Regions from separate parts of the Homo sapiens genome. Here regions 1, 2 and 3 are each linked to region 4. A link is a contact called in ENCODE Hi-C data. All regions are on one chromosome and are shown on one strand. Each heading gives the region's core, a stretch centred on a gene start or an enhancer-like site at or near the end of the contact. The rest is flanking DNA. Distances are from core to core; before and after follow the strand shown.

Region 1 (4,463 bases), core at 1,757-4,256, 1.9 Mb after region 4:
ACCTCACCCCCTGAATTCTCTCTATATTTTACATTTCAGAAGTCATTACTATTACTGTTTTGAATAGTCAATATATATCTAGTTTCACTTACATATTTACCATTTCCAGTGATACTCTTCATTATTTTTTGCACCATTGGGATTTCATCTGGCATCATTTTTTTTTCATCTGGCATCATTTTTTTAACCCGAAGAACCCTCTTTAATATTTCTTTTGACATGGGTCTGCTGGAAACAATTTACATGAGTTTTGTTTATCTGAAAACATCTTTATTTTGCCTTCATTTCTTAAGGATATTTCCACTGTGTAAAATTCTGGATTTGTCATTATTTAAAGCATATGAAAGATGTTGTTTCATGATTTTCTTGCTTCCATTGTTTCTTTTGAGAAGTCAGCTTATATTATTGTTAAAGTTTGATTTTTTTCTCCAGCTGCTTTTAAGCTTTTCCTTCTATCTTTTGTTTTCAGCATTTTTACAAAAATTTTCCTAAATTGTGAATTTCTTTGTATACGTCCTGGTTGACATTAACAGTGCTCTTGGATCAGTGTTTTGTCAGGAAATTTTTAGCAGAGTCTCTTCTTGCTTCTGTCTCATTTTTTCAAGGGTCTTGTTGGAGTCCAATTATTCCATTTACTATGTTAGACCTTTTCAGTTTTTTCAAATATCTGTCATGCTTTTTTTTTTCTTTTGAGATAGGGTCTCACTCTGTTGCCCAGGCTGGAGTGCAGTGGCTTGATTACAGCTCACTGCAGCCTCGGCCTCCTGGGCTCAAGCAATCCTGATCGTCCTGCCCTAGCTTCCTCAATAGCTAGGACTACAAGTGCATACCACCATACCTGACTAATTTTTAAATTTGTTGTAGAGATATGGTCTCACTTTGCTGCCCAGGCTGGTCTCAAACTCCTGGACTCAAGTGATCCTCCCACCTCAGCCTCCCAAAGTGCTGGGATTACAGATGCGAGCCACCATGCTAGGCCAGTCATGCTTTTTTGTTTGTTTTTAGTTCTTTTTCTGTGCATAACTTTTGTTATTCATTTATTTAGATTTTTTAGGAAAACCAGCAGCAGAACACTTAAGATCAATAATAATAAAGAACAGTTACCTCATTTCTATTTGATTTTTACAGAGACTTTTTGCCAAGAGTACTAAGACTAGTACCTTCTATGACACCCCAACTCTGACAAGAGGCAGTAACCACTAATATACATTCTCCTCTCCCTTATTTGGAGATGAATTCAGATACATTAAACTGCAAGTAATTTTACGCTTAAGCCTTGTACAACACTAAAATATACAGTAATAATAGTCATTATACAAATGTATGGTTGAGTTTATGATATGGTTAGGATCTGTGTCTGTGCCCAAATCTCATGTTAAATTATAATCCCCAATGTTGGAGGAGGGACCTGGTGGGAGGTGATTGGATCATGAGGGCAGAGTTCTCTTGAATGGTTTGACACCATTCCTGCCTTGGCACTGTATAGTGAGTGAGTTTATCATGAGATCTGGTTTTTTAAAAGTGTGTGGCAGATCACGAGGTCAGGAGTTCGAGACCAGCCTGACCAACCTGGTGAAACCCCGTCTCTACTAAAAATACAAAAATTAGCCGGGTGTGGTGGTGGGCGCCTGTAATCCCAGCTACTCGGGAGGCTGAGGCAGGAGAATCGCGTGAACCCGGGAGGCGGAGTTTGCAGTGAGCTGAGATCATGCCACTGCACTCTAGCCTGGGCGACAGTGCGAGACTGAAAAAAAAAAAAAAAGTGTGTGGCACCTCCCTGCCTCCCTGCACCCTCTCTCTTCCTCTTACTCCGGCCACGTGATAGCTGCACTCCCCCTTCCCCTTCTGCCACAACTGTCCATTTCCTGAGGCCTCCCCAGGAGTGGAGCAGATGCCAGCATCATGCTTCGTGTACAGCCTGTGGAACCATGAGCCAATTAAACCCCTTTTCTTTATAAATTACCCAGTCTCAGGTATATCTTTATAGCAATATGAGAGTGGACTACTACAGCTTACCTTTGAGTGTTTTACACATTTATGGGTATGCTTTTTGTTTGTAACCATAATTAGGAAGGCGAGAGCATTACTGGTCTTTATTGGACTGGGGCTACGAATGCTATGTAGTCTGCAATGGAAGGGACAGGTCCATACAAGGGATCAATAGTTATACTTCATGCAGGATTTCCAACAGTTCTGCTAGAGTATTCATGTAGGTGACATGCCTGCTAATAATGATCTAACCTTATACTCTTAGTACCTTTTACATATGAACCCTAAAATACATTTTTTAAATCCTTTAGATAAGAGATTGAATTCTTCATGGATAGTACACAGAGGGTATATTATGTTTTGTTTGTTTGGAACTTTACAGAGAATTCGCCACAATTTTGGAAAACCACATCAACTACCTTACTTTGCTGGCGGTATGTTTGTTGCTTATACAACTAATGCTTTGTCAGCAATGAAGCACATCATCTGAATATGCAGTTGAGGGGATTCTACATAGATAGATGCAAGCATCTGATCACTTCATTGGTCTTCCGCATTTCATAAGGAGAAAAATATTACCTTGTTATAAATTACTTCATTTTTTCCTTCAAGTTGAAGCATCGTCGTGTATATTGATTTAAAAATTATATGTGTAGGCATGTGATATTAGTTACTAATTTTAGCTGAAGATAATTATAATTTTATTTCAGATTTCTGTTATTAAAAAGGTCTGGAATCGGATAGGTTGAGATCAACCCGATACCACGATATTTGCTAAAATTTATTTGAACACACAGAAAAGTCCCAACACAGAGAACTCTTTATTACTATTATTTATTATTTCTACTATTCTTTTAAAAAATTATTATCGTTACACGCAGCGGTTTTAGGCACTATGAAGTGTTTATTGCCTCGGGGCTGGGAACCTTTGCGCCCTTCTTCAGCTGTGCTCTCAGGCAGTTACCGGCCAGACCCGGACCGGAACCTTGGCGCGGTGACGCTAGTTTCCGGCGGGCTACTTAGAGCGCCGAACAGCTCTGGGCCAAAGGACCATGAGAGGGCCGGAGCCGGGTCCCCAACCGACGATGGAGGGAGACGTGCTGGACACACTGGAGGCGCTGGGGTGAGTGCTTTTGGAGACGCCTTTTCCCTGAAAACGCAACCTCTCCTTGGCCTGGCTGCTTAGCCTACTTCCCTTGGGCCTCTGTGGGCCTGGGCGGCCATGTGTAGGCCTCCTTCCCTGCCTCGATCCCTCCGGCGCCGACGGAGTTAAGCGGGAGGCGGGAGAGAAATCTATTTGGGGGGTGGAGCAGGGCCGGAGAGCTGGGGTTCGTGGCCCCCTCTTCGAAACTTCTTGCCTCGAAACTCTGTTGCAGGAATCCGCCGGGTGGCGCGGAGCGGCCCTTCTAGCACCGGTTTTCTGGGCTAGCTCGCGCCCGCAGGTGATATTTGTGTTGACGTAGTTCTGGCGCCCGGAGGGAGGTGCTGGAACCTGAGCTGCTGTTGAGGACTGTTGTCTCCTACAATGTACAACTTGTGGCTTACTTGGGGCTCTGGAGCGAATGGCTTTTACTTTGACCGGAGAAAGTGTTGTAGTTCATTGCGAGTTCGTTCTTTCAACCATTTCGTCCGTTCGTCAACGTGTATATTAGCTTGTATATTAATTTACACATATTTACGTTTGTAAATTTCCCCTAGGCAAGGGAAAAGGATAGTTTTTCAGATTACTCTTGGCTTACATAGTCGCGCAGGCTGCAAGTCTGCTGCCGGCTGGTATTTACAGTGCAGAATGGTAAGTGCTGTGAGAACTCAGGGTGGAGGTGGGAGTAATGTTAATACTTAACAAGTGTGGTGGTTCGTAATCTCCCCCTCAACCTCATCCTGTTTTTTTCCACACAGCTCTTGTCCCCATCCCAAATTATCATGTCCTGCCCATTCATTTGTCTCTTGAACTCTGCTTCTCCCTCGTTTTATTCCTCCTCCTCCCCAAGTCAGCTCCTGGAAAACTGATGCTTTGCATATTTTATTCACCGATGTTTTCCCAGCAACACACTAGAACGGAGTCTTTTACAGTAAATAGTGGTTGAATGAATGAGTAAATGAATGAAGAAAAGCTTAGAGAAGAGTCCACAGCAGTAAGCATAGGACCAGATAGTTGAGTCATACAGTGCACATTAAATAAAGAGCTTGGAGCCATCTGCACATTTGTTTGCCCTGCTACGTGCTGCTGTTTCTTGATAGGGGAAGCTGTGCCTTTGCAGCGTTATTATGAAGCTTGAACCAATCCCACACCCCACTTTATCTTCTCTAAAACTGCATTTGCCCCTCTATCAATTGTTTCTTTAGTTGAACCCTGATAATACCTACTTTGCAGTGACCCAGGGTTACGGAGTCTTGCACTTAGTAGATCGTGAATACATATTTGTCAAACGAAAGAACAGTGCCATTGATTATTTAGGGGGCATTTTTACTTC
Region 2 (4,514 bases), core at 1,635-4,134, 1.5 Mb after region 4:
CTTCCTTGGCATTAAAGCACTAGAGGCCTTGAGGACAGTCTTGGAAATCAGGAGAATAGAGATCCAACTCTAATTCCACCGTTTGTGACAACAGACAAGCCACTTTACCTCTCTGAGGTTATTTCTTAATTGGCAGTACGGAATGACCATCCTTGTTTTTTTCTCTTCTGGGACCTGTCTCTGCAAACTTCATCCTCATCCACAATTCTCAAGCATGTGGAGTTCTAGGTTTTTAAGATAAAAGGTGCTAATGAATTGTATTTCCAGATAAATAGGTATAGTCTTTTTAAAAAAACAAGTTAATCAAAATTTATAAAACATGATCACTTGAGATTTTTGACTTTATGGAGGTAATCAGACAAGAACCTTTGATCCTTGCTTTCACTAATCCCTTCTGAATCATTGATTATTTGCTAGTGTCAGGTAGATCGACTCAAGTCACTGCCTAGTAATGACCAATCTGAAATGAGGATAAAGGTGCTCTACAAAAGCATATTGTAAATCAGAAAGAAACAGAAATACCCAATGATTTGATGAAAACTCACTAGTTCTGTAAAGGGAGGGAAACCACAACTGTTACTGTTGTACAACTTTTGTTCTATCCTGGAATCACCTCACATGTGAGATTTTTAAGTGGGTTGTACTCACCTGGTTAAATAGACACGAATGGGACAGTCTGAAAAACAGTCTCCACTCTCAGGGTTGATGCCCACATCAAGACAAAAAGCCAAACGGACCCACAGGACAAGAAACAATGTTGTGGGCAGCCGTGTGTTTCGCATATTGCCCCTGACACAAACAAGGAATTATGGAGGTCCCATCTTTAAACAGACTTTATATTACTCACCATCTGATCAGTGTGTGTGTGTGTGTGTGTGTGTGTGTGGTGTAAGAGTGAGGGAAAAAGACAGGAGCAGGCATTTGCTTACCTAGGCATTACTTGAATGGTATTTCCTGCAGACATGTGGAGGTATATTTAAGGTAGCAAGTACTCTACTATCTCATGTTTATCAACTTCCTGATTGGGATGCAAAAGTGTATTGGATTTTCTGAGTGGAAAACATATTCGTGTATTCCAGACCTCAGAGGAAAACAACCAAATAGAAGTCTAAACCAGGCCCAAAATAACAAGAACCATGGGGACACATTTAGAGCAACGTATAAGAAACAATGATGTCCATCATGCATGGCCATTACTCTTCCCGCCCTGCTTCTCTGGGGTGTTTAAAGAATCAGTGATTGACTAGGCACACTCCTTATGAATATAAAACATGATTCATGTTTGCCAGTATTAACCATCCACTCAGTTGGAAAAAATGACTCCTCCACCTGAGTGCTGCACTCTTCTTTGGGGCATTTCAGGAAACACTTGTAGCATGTTTGTGCTCTCAAAAATGTTTTCCTACCCTTTCCTTCAAACTTCTCCTGAACTTACGCCTCGCCGAGGACCCCAAATACCTACCATGCTCTCCCTATTTCTTATTTAGATTTATAAGGAACAGAAAACAGCCAACAAGTTAGTATCAATCCCTACACTCCTGAATGTATTTGTTCATTCACTCAACATATTTGTTGAACCCTTATCAGGGCCAGGGACTGCTCTGGGCACAGGAGATACAGAATAAAAGACAGGTTTGGCTGGGTGCAGTGGCTCCCTCCTGTAATCGGAGCCCTTCAGGAGGCCACGGTGGGGCAGGAGGATAGCTTGAGGCCAGGAATTCTACCTTACTGTAGGCTGCGATTGCACGATTGCACGCTGCACTCTAGCCTGGGAGAGCAGACAGGACTTTGTCTTCGTGTTGTTATTGTTGTTGTTGTTGTTTAAAGGTTCATGTTCTCAAGGAGGCATACACTAGTGGAAAGAGACATTAGACAATTAGCCCTAGTAAAAAGTGACACAAAGTCAACCAAATAGAGGTCCCAATAGGATCTTTTTGTTTACCGGAGTTCCAGACCCACATATCTTCCACCTGTGCAGGTAGATAAAGTGTCCACCTCCAACTTAGAAAGAATTCCACAAGCACCCAGAACTTCATCACATTCGTTCTCCGGCTTTGTGATACTCATTTTAACACACACACAAAAATACTAAGTTCAGAGAGGCTATGTGGATTTTCTGAGGTCACACAGTTGTCTCAATGGAAAAAGCAGGGAAATGTTATAAAATAATACGAGTATCAAAATAGCTGTCCCATCGTCGTCCTTCAACACTTGCAGGTTACATCATTTTGCAGGTCTGGCTGTGACATCACTTCTGGATATGCGACACGGCCCACCCCACCACTGAGAAAATGGAAAATGCTGAGCAGTAACCTCAGAAACAACTTCCTCCTGCAAACGCAATTTCTTTTCCGCCTAAACCTTTACAGCAGGGAAGGTGGGTGTAAGGCGCACCAAAGAGCCTTTCAAAGTAGGAACCCCGGCCTGCAGGTCAGCCTGGATCGTGTCCAAATTGAGTTCCACCCCTGGTGAAAACCAATCTGTTTATGGGTACGCTTTTCTGATGTTACAGAACGTCTGCGAGAGAGGGAGCTCAAGTTCCCGCCTGGTCTCTAAGTAACCCGGCCCACAAAGGTGCATACACACGTCCGAGACAGAAAAAAGCTTGCCGGTCGTTCCCTCCTCCCAGGCCTGCAATGAAATGCGCTTTAATTGCATCAAAGGGTTCTTCTCAATGGGGTTTCAGAGGCGCGAGAGCGGCGTTCCCAGCGAGGGTTCCTTTCCGGCTGGCCAGCATTCCTCAGCCCCGCGCGGGGAAGGGGATGGGGCTCCTTCGGCAGGGCCTGAGGCTCATTTCCATTCCTCTCGCATACAGCCTCTGTTGTGCGGGCCGGGCCTGCAGAGGGTAGCCGCGGCTGCCTACGAACAAAGCCCCATTCATCCCCAGGGACGCTTCCTCCCCGCCGGCCCGCGGCCGCAGATGGGCTGGCCTGGGCACGCCATCCTGCAACCCGGGCGCGCGGCCCGGCCTGGCGCGCACAGGGCTCCGATTCAGGACGCCGGGGCTGGCCGGGGCGACCCGGGCTGCTTTTTCAGCAGGCCCCACAATGAGGATCGGCTGAAACTCGCTTTCATTTCTGGGCCGGGGACAGGCAGACACTGAGTCCTTTCAGCCGGGAAATCCTCAGTTTACTCACGGCTTGTTGAGAACGAAGATGTCAATTTCCACTGCCCTCTCCCGGCCTCCCCCACCCTTGCCCCCTCGGGATGGTACGGTCCGAAGTTTCCCGAGTTGTGAGAGGACTTTGTTTCTCCTCTGCGGCCTCTGAAATCCCGACGAAAGGGTCATTTCCTGACTTTTGTGTCTCTTCAATCCAGTGCCTTGAAAGTTCTTACCCTCTTGTTGTGACTGAGTGCATAATTGCAAGGCTGCTCCCTAACTTTTTTTCAGAGCTTTAACATTCCTCTAGGTTCAAGTTTGGGACCGTGGCTTCACAACAAAGACCAGTTTTTTCCTCCCCCTCCTCACTCCTGGGAAAAAGGAAAAAAGGAAAAGAAAGAAACCAAAACGCGTTTGTTCAGCAACCATGTTCACAGATTTCGAGCACACTTCTTCTGGCCCCACAGGTTAGACCAACAACAGGTTAATGCCACGGAGAGCTCTAACGCCAAATCAAAGGACTGCAGTCTCACTTTTTCTTAAGTCTCAGGCAGCTGGGGGAGTTGGGGCGGTGTGTGCTTAATTTCTAGTGCACAATCTAAAACAGAAACAGCCTCCAGATCTAGATTCCTAGGCTCTGGCTTAAACAGGGAATGGCAGAATCAAAGAACACCAGATATAGGAAGACTTATCAACCCTAATGCATTCATTTTACAGATAAGAAGCAGATAAGATCTAAGAGGGGAAGAGACTTGTCCGCCCTCCAAAAGAAGCTGGTTCATCCCAGTAAAAATTGCCTCAAACAAACTTAAAAATAATTTTCAAAAAGAAAGCCTCCAAGAAAAAAGTGTTGTTCAAAAATATGTTTTCTTTTCTCCCTTTGTGTCAGAAAAAGTTTTCTCTGAGTTGGTGGGAAAAGGGTGGGAACCCAGGTTTGAGCTGAGGATTAGAAAAAAACCTTCAAGTATCTTTCCAAAGAATGCTCTCTGTGTTTCTTTCACTTCCTGCATTTTGAACATTGCTACTCTCTCTCTTCAAAGTACAGTCATTCCCCCGTATCCGTTGGGATTGGTTCCAGGACACATCCCCACCCATAACCCAAACCCTGGGTGCTGAAGTCCCGTATATAAAATGCAACATATTTGCATATAACCTATGCACATCCACCCTTATACTTTACTTCGTCTCTAAATTAACTTACGATGCCTTAAACAATGCCTACACATCACTTGATTCTCCTGGATTCAATGTAGTACTTGGCGTGGGACAAATTCAAGGTTTGCTTTTTGGAACTTTGTGGAATTTATTTTCTGAATATTTTTTATCTGCGGTTGGTTGAGTCCATGGATGCAGAACTGACGGATACAGAGGGCCGACTGTATTGCATCCTTGGTGTGGCTAAAAAATACAACGA
Region 3 (4,907 bases), core at 1,218-3,717, 1.6 Mb before region 4:
GGAGACGGAGGTTGCAGTGAGCCGCCAAGATTGCACCACCACACTCCAGCCTGGGAGACAGAGCAAGACTCTCAAAAAAAATTTAAAAATAAATACATAAATAAAAATAGGGGATAAATAATAGTAGAAAGTATCAGACTGCATACTATATAGCAAGGATAAATATTGTTTTGTGAAACTTCTGTAGGAAGAAGTAAAAAAGTTTATGAAAGCTGTTCTTAACATGCCTCTTCATACTAGACAAAGGAACCTACAACAAATCGACCACTTTATTCAAAGTGGCCAAGTGATCTATTAAGGTGAGAAAGATAGGGGCCCATAGTATGAGACAAGATTACTAAAGAAAGCAAGTGTCTGGTTTTCTTCACTTGACCCATATTATTCCAAAATATTTATTTTAAATAAAAATCATCTAATTACAGGCCAAATGGAAAATGCCACATAAATCCACGCAAAATAAAACAATCTGACTGTAAGCCAGTATAGTAGTAAAATATATCATATAACCCAGATATCAATGTTAACCAACAATCAACTCTTGGTGCTATGAATATGCATTTTCAGTAGCTTGAATTAGAGAAATTAGAGGTGAACAAGCTCCAAAGTCTCTAAACATGCCGATACAGAGCAACAGTCATGATAATTAAAATTAAGTCATGAATCCAGTGAACTGCAAAGAACTTGGCAGCAATTAGGTGCCAAGGTAGTCAATCAGGACAATGAGTCAAACCAAAAGTAATCAAGCCTTTATTCACTTACTGTGACAGTGCAAGCAAGTGGTAAAAAGAGGCACTGGCTCCCCAGTGGTCTACTAAATACAAGGACACTGGGTGAGGGTCAGTTGATGCAGTGCATATGAGGTAATCCTCTCACTGAAAGGAGCCCCTAACAAAAATCTCCTGCCTCTTATGGAACTTCAGAATAGGAAAGGGAGGGGAAGGTCTAGGAGTGAAAGAAGCTGGGTCAAAAATGGAGAAAAGTGTCTTAGCCACGGTCCTTCCTAGGAGGGCCTCCAAATGGAGGTACCCAGGCTAGGAAAGAAGTTATGGGATTTGCATATCTAGCAGGAGGGGCAGGGCAAGTCCTTGACTGCAACCCCCTCCAGAAAACTGCAATGCACCGGCCCATATCGAGTATGGTGTGGGAGGACAGCTTGGCCCTTGAGGCCAGTCAGGCAAAGCCTGGTAATTGTCCAATGTCAGGACTGAATGATCACACAGGATTTTGGTATAAAGCCAGATTCAATTCCTTTTGTATGTTTCTTCTTCCCTTTAATAAATGCTTTCGTGGAACACGCCTAAAAGAAAAAAATCACACACCACAACTACCTCTGATTAAAACAGGGATTGGCTACCTACAGCTCCTGTACCAAAAAGGAGCTACGGTTAATCATCCATTGTTAGCACTAAGATTGGATAACTGTTGTCACTTGCCTCCCACCACGTGGAAAAGCACTTACTGGGAGCCCTAGATTGTTAGAACCATTAGTGGCAAGTGGTGATCCTATCTCCTGTTTATGAGAGTCAGGTTAGGGATCCTCACCTCACGCACTCATGGAGCTCCAAATCCCATTTCAACCGATTTTTGTTGATAACATAAAAATAAAAAAGACTGTAATTTTTCTTATCTTAAACTGAAATAAAAGAATAGTAGATCTGCTCAGTGGTTCAATCCAGAATTTATCCTGACAAGAACAAGATACTCTACGTGAAGACTGTAAAAACTGTAAAAACTGACCTCAATAATATCCAATGTTGCCTCAAGGCTGAAAGCCTGTTGATTTTCTTGTCTTGACTAGTACCATTAAAACGATGTGAGGATTTCACGAAAGTAAGCGAACAAGAAATGAAAGACCTAAGAGAAACACACACAACTTTCAGTTGGGGAATAATCTCCGGCGGCTGCTTCTGCCCCACTCGCCCCGGGCCCATTCTCTTGGCCTTGAACCCTCACCTCTCCCTCCCAGTGGACTACACTGGACAAAGGACACTGACACACAGTCCTCGTTCTAAAGGCCCACAACCAATAATAAGCACGTAATGGTCGAGCCGAGTCCAGAAACCACAAAATCCCACGCCAGGAAAGGAAGGGTAAGGGTAAAAACTGCTTTGGCTGCAGCCAGGATGAAAACGCCACATGTGATACAACCCACAGCAACAACAAAAAAAAATCCCTCTACGCCTTCCTCTCAAATTTCTGCTCCGCGTGAGACGCACTCAATAGGTGGGGAAGTGAGAAAGCAAAAGGAGCTCAGGAACTGAGGTTGTGGAGCCCCCGTTCTTGGGTCCCCAGGCACCTTGGCGGTATTGAGGCAGGTCCGACCCTCCCTGGGGGTCGCTCCACTTCTCAGTCGGGTTTCTGAAGTCCTCCTCACGCATCTGGAGCTGGCGAGGGCCCGGGAGGCACGCACCTCAGGCCCAGGTGCCGCGAAGGCAGCGCGCGCACGTCCGCAGGGCCGGCGCGGCAACGGGCTGAGCGCGCAGGCGCGGCGCTCTGGCGCGCCCAGGGACACAGTCCGGCTGGAAACAAGCTCCCCCCAATTTCAGGGCCGTTGTCGCCTCCGGGCGGTCCGCGGGTCCCGAGCGGACTGGGACTCTGGAGACGTGCCCCCAACCCCACCGCCATTCACCCTGTCATTGCAGGGGAGAGAACAGAATAAAGACGGGTACATTTTCCATCTCACCTCTGAACCTCGGTTAGGAAAACGCTGTAGCCCTGACTAGTGGGCTCAAGGGCCGACTGGAAAAGGGCGAGTCAGCGTTCAAAGCCGATTCGGGGCAGCCCTCTCTAACGCAGAGGGCCGAGGATAAGAAGACGACAATGTGTTAGGGGCCCTCCGGGCTAGGACTGTCCTCACCACTTTGTACATTGCCAAAGTAAATATAACGTAGAGGTCAAGCGCAGGCGCTTTGTGGGCAGACATGACTGAGCTCCACTCGCGACTCCTCTAATGGCGTGCCAGCTGCGGACCTCATTAGCCCCGCCTCAATCATTCAGTATGTTTTGGTTGTCTACAGTGTACGAAGCCCTGTTCTCACAATTAGATAAAATGAGTGTGAAGTGCTCAACATAATTCCTAGTGTAGTAGGCCTTCAAAGAACTATTATCATTATTAATTACTCATATAGAATACAACTTTATGAAATGATAGGATCCCATTTTAAGATGAGGAAAATGAGGCTATCAGAGACGTTAAGGAACTTAATGTCACACAGTTAATAAACGATAGAGGTGCGATTTGAACACAGGTTGTCTAATACCAGACCTGCATTTATAACTGCTGCTTCCCAAGTTATAGATATTTCAGCATTTTATGTAGTCACAATTGAAGACCAAATATTTAGTTACAGACTAAGTTGGCATGTTATTACTGAATAAGATGCTAAGGTATCTACTAAAGATTTTAAGTGCAAAAGGCATTAGAGAAGAATTTACTGTGGATTTTTTGCAGGTTCTGATTGTAATTGTATCACCTTGAGAAAGGAGGAAATGAAAGCAGATTATCAGGCATACTTTTTTAACTCTAAGCAACTTTTTGCATTACTTTCTAAGGACCATCAGCAACAAAAATCAATGGTTTCTAATGTTGATATATTTTCCTCTACCAAAAAAATTAAAGCAGCTGAGCCAACAAAAATTCTCTGTTTTGGATGTGTTAGCATGAGGAAATGGCGAATAGGAAATGAGCTTTTGCTTCTCATGTAGGAACCCTGAAGGAGTCAGATTTGGGAGGGGTTGAAGTCTGCTTCCAACAGAAGCAGGGGTGGAGAAGGGAAAGGAAAGACTTCTGGTGTCCTAAATGCTAGTCCCAAAGTGGGGATGCTGTTTGTCCGGATAACCCTTGTAAATCTGCTCCATTCTGCAGCTACTCCTGGGAAACTTAACTCAGCCAAATAATGCAAACAATTGCATCCATCATCAGCCACATCAGCCTTAGGAGATACATCCATATCATGAGAAAACACTACCTGAAATTGGGGACCACTGGAGGGTGAGATTCGTTCTTTATCCATTACCTGCAAAACAAATTGGCCTTTGCATGGAGAGTCTGAATATATATTGAGTGTGAAAGCAGTTAGGACTTGAATAGGCTATTCTCCAAGGCCACATGCCCCATGTCATAACCTCCCCCATTTACCGTGAGAGCTATCTCAGGAGCCTTCTGGAAAAAAAAGAGAAATTAACATGAATAAGAGTAATCAAGGAAGATTTCATTGAATATGTGAAATTTGAACTAGCAGTAGTGGGTAGACTATGAATAAATAAAAAATGTGGGGGCAGGACAGAACATGGTAGGGCAGAGGTGGCAGGGTGAAGAAAAGATAGTATGAGAATGAAAAATAAAGGGGGTGCATGACATACGTTTGAATTAGTATCTTAATGCTGCAGCTTACTAGTTGTGTCCTTAGAAGTTATTTAACCTAGGCTGGGCGCGGTGGCTCACACCTGTAATCCCAGCACTTAGGGAGGCCGAGGCGGGTAGATCATGGGTCAGGAGTTCGAGACCAGCCTGGCCAACATTGTGAAACCCTGTCTCTACTAAAAATACAAAAATTAGCCGGGCGTGGTGGCACGTGCCTGTAGTCCCAGCTACTCAGGAGGCTGAGGTGGGAGGATTGCTCTAGCCCAGGAGTTAAAGGCTGTAGTGAGCCGTGTTCATGCCACTGCACTCCAGCCTGGATGACAGAGCAAGACTCTGTCTTAAATAAATAATAATAAAAATAGAAAAGATGTGCCACTGCACTCTAGCCTGGGCGACAGAGCGAGACTCTGTTTCAAAAAAAGAAAAAGAAGAAAAGACATATCAGGTACCAAGCTCTAAATATTCACTTCCAATTATATAAAGATGAAGCAGTTAGGCCCTGAACCTTAAATTAGTTTCTAGCCCAGAGGGGAAAATAACATAC
Region 4 (4,619 bases), core at 1,949-4,448:
TGATTTTAAACAGGCAGCCTGTTCTTTGGGTTTTTAGTTTGGTGTTTTCATTTCGTGATTCTACTCCATTTAGTGGGGAAATGGTATTGCTGGCTGACTAAGAAACAGTGTGGAACTTCAGGAATGGAGAGGCAGCTCTAGAAGAAGTAACAGCAATAGATGAGGGGCATGGGATATGACGAGAGATGGGAGCAAGCTGGAGGAGGCTAAGGGAGGGAGAAAAGATGCCTCAGAGGAATAATCAGCTTATTCTAGCCATTTCACATTACAAGAAAAAAAAACCTAAACAACAACAACTAGAAATTTTTGCTTTGCTTCTATTTTGTGCCTAATAAACAACACCACTGTCACTGCCAATGAAAACAGCAACATAACTGTGGTTTTTTCCCAGCACTAATTCTAAACCATCTACTGGATTTGGGTCAAAATTATAAACTGCCAACATGTTAAAAATAAAAACAGAAAAACAAACCTGGCATTTTTCTGAAGGGTTGTGATGGTGAATGCAGGACAAGAGCCAGAGAGAAGAGCTGCTATAAAAATAACTGGTGTAACACACCAGGGCCTACTGGGGGGTTGGGGGTGAGGGGAGGGAACTTAGAGGACGAGTCAATAGGTGCAGCATACCACCATGGCACATGCATACCTATGTAACAAACCTGCACGTTCTGTATATGTATCCCGTTTTGTTTTTGTTTTTGTTTTAGAAGAAAAAAAAAAAACTGGTGCAAACATCCTTGAACTGCTGTTTTCTATAAAAATCTGATGGCTGTGAAGGAAAGAGTAAAGTTGGGAAGGGGAAAGGAATGAGGATCAAGTGGTGTCTGCTTATCGTCAGCTAGCTTTCATGTAAAAGTCATGGCAGGGTCAGCAACAAACTAGCCAGGTGGCAACTCCAGGCCACGCTGCCATAAATAAATAGTTATGTACTAATGTCACACAATCAGAGCTAGATGCAAAGCATATGGGAAGAAAACATTCTGATGTCAATATTCAGGAAAAACTATGGTTGTTAAATTCAGGATCCACTGTTGGTATTGGATTTTGAGATGCCTCAGAAAATTAAAAGTAGTGAAGTTTTTAAAAACCAAGGCTAAAAGATTCTTTGAAATGTACAATATTCCCTTTAAAAAAAAATCCTTAACCTTTGGCTTAAGACAGTGTGACTATTTGATGTAGTAATTAAGCATTACTGAAAGTTGGCAAGAGCACTGACTCTGGAACCAAATTTCAGGAGTTTAAATCTTACTACTGCTACTTATCCTCATGACCTCTAGAAGTTCCTTAACCTTTTCATGTCTTAGTTTTTTCACTCTGTACAAAAGGGAAGAGGAGGATAACAGCAATAGTACCTGCCTGGCAGGAAGTTATGAGGATTAAGCGAGTCTGTGCATGGGGAGCCTGTAAAACAATACCTAGTAAACGCCCTGTCCATTTTTATCAAGTAGTCTTACTTAGCCTATTTATTTATGGCCAAAACCGCAGTTGCTCTTGCACCAACCTAATATTTCACATAGACTATCCTCTAGACACCACGCTATATAATCTTTTATTTGTACCAGCCTGTTAATCTTAAAAACAGCCCATGCCCGGGCGAAGTGGCTAATGCCTGTAATCCCAGTACTTTGGGAGGTAGAGGCTGGAGCATCACTTCCGGTCAGGAGTTTGAGACTAGCCTGGTCAATAAAGCGAGACTTCATCTCTAGAGAAAAATTTTAAAATTAGCCAGGTGTAGTGGCATGTGCCTGTAGTCCCAACTACTCGGGAGGCTGAGGTGGGAAGATCGCTGGAGCCCAGGAGTTCGAGGGTGCAGTGAGCCACGATGGAGCCACTGCACTCCAGCCTGGGCGACAGAGTAAGACTCCATCTCTACATCAAACATACACAAATAAAACACCTCCATGAATTAAATCAGTTTTACAGACAAAAGAAATGAGGCTTCGATGGATTAAGGAATTTATTCAAGGAGGTATATCTAAAACTTCCAACCCAGGCATTATTCCAGATGAAAAATTTTAAACCACTTACAGGTTCTCTAAAGTCTAAGCACCTTTGCTTTAGTTTGCTTAAATTGTTGAAATCAGAAGAGAAACACAACACATGACCTTCTAAGAACCAAACAGATTTTAGAAAAGAGATTAAATGAGGGACTGATATCCCAACAAATTGCTTTAGGAGAACTGAGATCCATTCACAATACATATAGAAAATAAAAAAAGATTGGCTCATTACTCCAAACATTTATTGAGCGCCTACTATTTTCTGAGAACTGGGGTTACAATAAGATGCGATTTTAGACCTTGAGCAGCTAACTGCAAGGAGTGAAAGTGACTTTTTTTTTTTTTTTTGAGACGGAGTCTCGCTGTCGCCCAGGCTGGAGTGCAGTGGCGCGATCTTGGCTCACTGCAAGCTCTGCCTCTCGGGTTCACGCCATTCTCCTGCCTCAGCCTCCTGAGTAGCTGGGACTACAGGCGCCCGCCACCACGCCCGGCTAATTTTTTGTATTTTTAGTAGAGACGGGGTTTCACCGTGTTAGCCAGGATGGTCTCGATCTCCTGACCTCGTGATCCGCCCGCCTCGGCCTCCGAAAGTGCTGGGATTACAGGCGTCAGCCACCGCGCCCGGCCAAAAGTGACATTCTTTACTGCCGGCTGTTTGATGACGTCGGATTTGTTTCAAGTCTGTTTCTCAACAAGGACAAAACTGCCTTCCACGCGATGTACAGAAGTTGTAGGGCTTCCTCAACACAAGCCAAATTATGTTTACAGCGACCCTAGTGAGTTTTCCTGCTCGGACCATGACAGACTTGGTAGAGTGAAGACATGGTTTCTCGGCAGGCCAGTCCACGCTCCGAGGAGCGCTCAAACTGGCGCGTTAGGAAGTGTATTCAAATCGCGCGCTCTGGCAGGGGCTTTCGGGGGCTCACGCTGAAGGATCGCGGGGCACTCGTGAGACCTGCCGCCTGGTCTGTGCGTCAGGCCGCCCTGGCTTCTAGTAATTGGGAGAGTACAAAGCATCCCTTGTTGACCCTTTGATCCTAGGTGGGCGATGCCCTGGATTCCTACCTGCCTACTGAAACTCTGGCGCGGCGCCTTTCCAAGGGCGGCCGCTACTTCCTGGTTGGTTTGCCCTTAACTGACATGGCGGCTAGTTGCCTTCGGCGCACCACTGCGGCTGCTCAGTAAGCCAAGCTAGGGCACTCTGGTGTACAGCCAGTCCCCGCCGCGGAGGTGCCGGTGGAGCCTGGGACCGGGCGAGTCTCCGCCCCGCTTTTGCAGCTAGGGGTGTGTTTCAGGGGGGATTGGGGCAAGCCAAGCAGGCGAGGACCCGGGCCTGTGCCGCTTTGCCTACCCCTCATCCCTCGGCACCAAGGCTACTTGAGCCCCAGGGTGTTTTTTCCTTGTTCCCGCCACCTCCTGGTCCCTGGCCCAACATGATACTGACCAAAGCTCAGTACGACGAGATAGCCCAGTGCCTAGTGTCTGTGCCGCCTACCAGGCAGAGCCTGAGGAAGCTGAAGCAGAGGTTTCCCAGGTAAGTGTCCATCTCTCCCCTCTCACAGCCCTTTGCCTGCAGCAGCAGTGCCTGGGCCGCCCAGGCAGCGCTTAGGAACCACGTGTCACACATGAGTGGGGAGGAACACCAGTGTCAGGCGTTAGGAGGTCGAGGTTGGCGAAAAAAGGTTTATTCTTTCACTCGCCTTCCACACAAAACTCTTAACGGTGAGTTCATGGCAGCCTTCCAAGGCCTTGCAATTAAATTCAAGTCAACAGATATTTATGGAAAACGTGGTACGTGCTAGGTGATGGGTGAACATAGTAGGTGCTTCATAAATGACCAGAGGTTAATTGACAGATAGTAGGAATGAATGATGGGTGGGAATATGAATTGTAGATTCGAAAGGAGCAAATGGAGGACCCTTTTCAATTGGCCGTTGGAAACAAACAAGGGAGCATAGAGGTAAAGCGGCTTCATACTGTTTGACTGTGGCTTGTACTGTTAACTGTGGAATTAAGTGACCTCAAGGGTTCTCAATCCAATCAGAGAGCAGGGTACCCAGGGATTCCACTCTTGGGTCATTGGCCATTTGAACAACCAGATCTAAAGTTTCTCCATATATGTTATGCATACACACATTCCGGGTGTATTTCATACTTCCTCCCCCAAACACTTCTTTTTTCAGCGATTTTAGAATTATCCAACTTTCTAAGAAAGGACTTTGGGAATTATGTAGATTTCTCATTTTAATGAAGTGGAAACTGAGACCCCAACATTACATGAGGAACCAGTTGAGGACAACCAGGTCACTGTATTTATGTTGTGTTAAAAGCAGAGAATGTTTGTTTACTTTTTTCCTAATGAAAAACCAAATCCAAACCTGTACCATTTTGTTTTGTGGCACTGAGCATGGTTATTCCTAATGGAGAGCTTCCCCATCCTTGACGTATTCAGTCCCTGAACAAACACGACAGAAGTAATTTCTTGAGAAAAGAAAGGTAATTGGATAATAGGTATCAAAGTACAAATTGAAGCATAAGTTTAAGTTCTGTTATGACTTTGCTTTTTGAAGGACTTGGTTTTCCTAGTCTGTAAAATGAAGGAGTCTCTTTTCAATATTA

What was found. A loop is a pair of places that touch in the nucleus more often than their neighbours do. Pooled maps may share reads with other maps.
Region 1: a map of CD8-positive, alpha-beta T cell shows a loop between it and region 4 (9-fold over the local background). The contact joins the promoter of FAM98B here to the promoter of CDIN1 in region 4. A Hi-C loop is called at or near these places in 3 of 168 maps with a recorded cell type or tissue (CD4-positive, alpha-beta T cell, CD8-positive, alpha-beta T cell and naive thymus-derived CD4-positive, alpha-beta T cell) and 7 of 50 pooled maps.
Region 2: a map with no recorded cell type shows a loop between it and region 4 (4-fold over the local background). The contact joins the promoter of LINC01852 here to the promoter of CDIN1 in region 4. A Hi-C loop is called at or near these places in 2 of 37 single-sample maps with no recorded cell type and 1 of 50 pooled maps.
Region 3: a map of CD8-positive, alpha-beta T cell shows a loop between it and region 4 (27-fold over the local background). The contact joins the promoter of ZNF770 here to the promoter of CDIN1 in region 4. A Hi-C loop is called at or near these places in 5 of 168 maps with a recorded cell type or tissue (CD4-positive, alpha-beta T cell, CD8-positive, alpha-beta T cell, ascending aorta and 1 more), 2 of 37 single-sample maps with no recorded cell type and 21 of 50 pooled maps.

What each region holds. Positions count from the first base shown.
Region 1 is chr15:38,451,121-38,455,583 of GRCh38, forward strand. It overlaps FAM98B (family with sequence similarity 98 member B), which reads left to right and starts at 3,007. Exons shown (of 8, transcript NM_173611.4): 1 at 3,007-3,112. The coding sequence starts at 3,042. RefSeq lists enhancers at 3,155-3,264, 3,325-3,424.
Region 2 is chr15:38,070,106-38,074,619 of GRCh38, forward strand. LINC01852 (long intergenic non-protein coding RNA 1852) reads right to left here and starts at 2,885. Exons shown (of 3, transcript NR_147201.1): 1 at 1,943-2,885; 2 at 1,725-1,852. RefSeq lists an enhancer at 2,363-3,228.
Region 3 is chr15:34,985,820-34,990,726 of GRCh38, forward strand. It overlaps ZNF770 (zinc finger protein 770), which reads right to left and starts at 2,468. Exons shown (of 3, transcript NM_014106.4): 1 at 2,297-2,468; 2 at 1,738-1,854. It overlaps LOC105370764 (a long non-coding RNA gene), which reads left to right and starts at 2,539. Exons shown (of 5, transcript NR_188212.1): 1 at 2,539-2,665; 2 at 3,866-3,991. RefSeq lists enhancers at 967-1,026, 1,107-1,156, 2,563-2,652.
Region 4 is chr15:36,576,428-36,581,046 of GRCh38, forward strand. CDIN1 (CDAN1 interacting nuclease 1) reads left to right here and starts at 3,199. Exons shown (of 11, transcript NM_001321759.2): 1 at 3,199-3,534. The coding sequence starts at 3,434. RefSeq lists an enhancer at 3,318-3,437.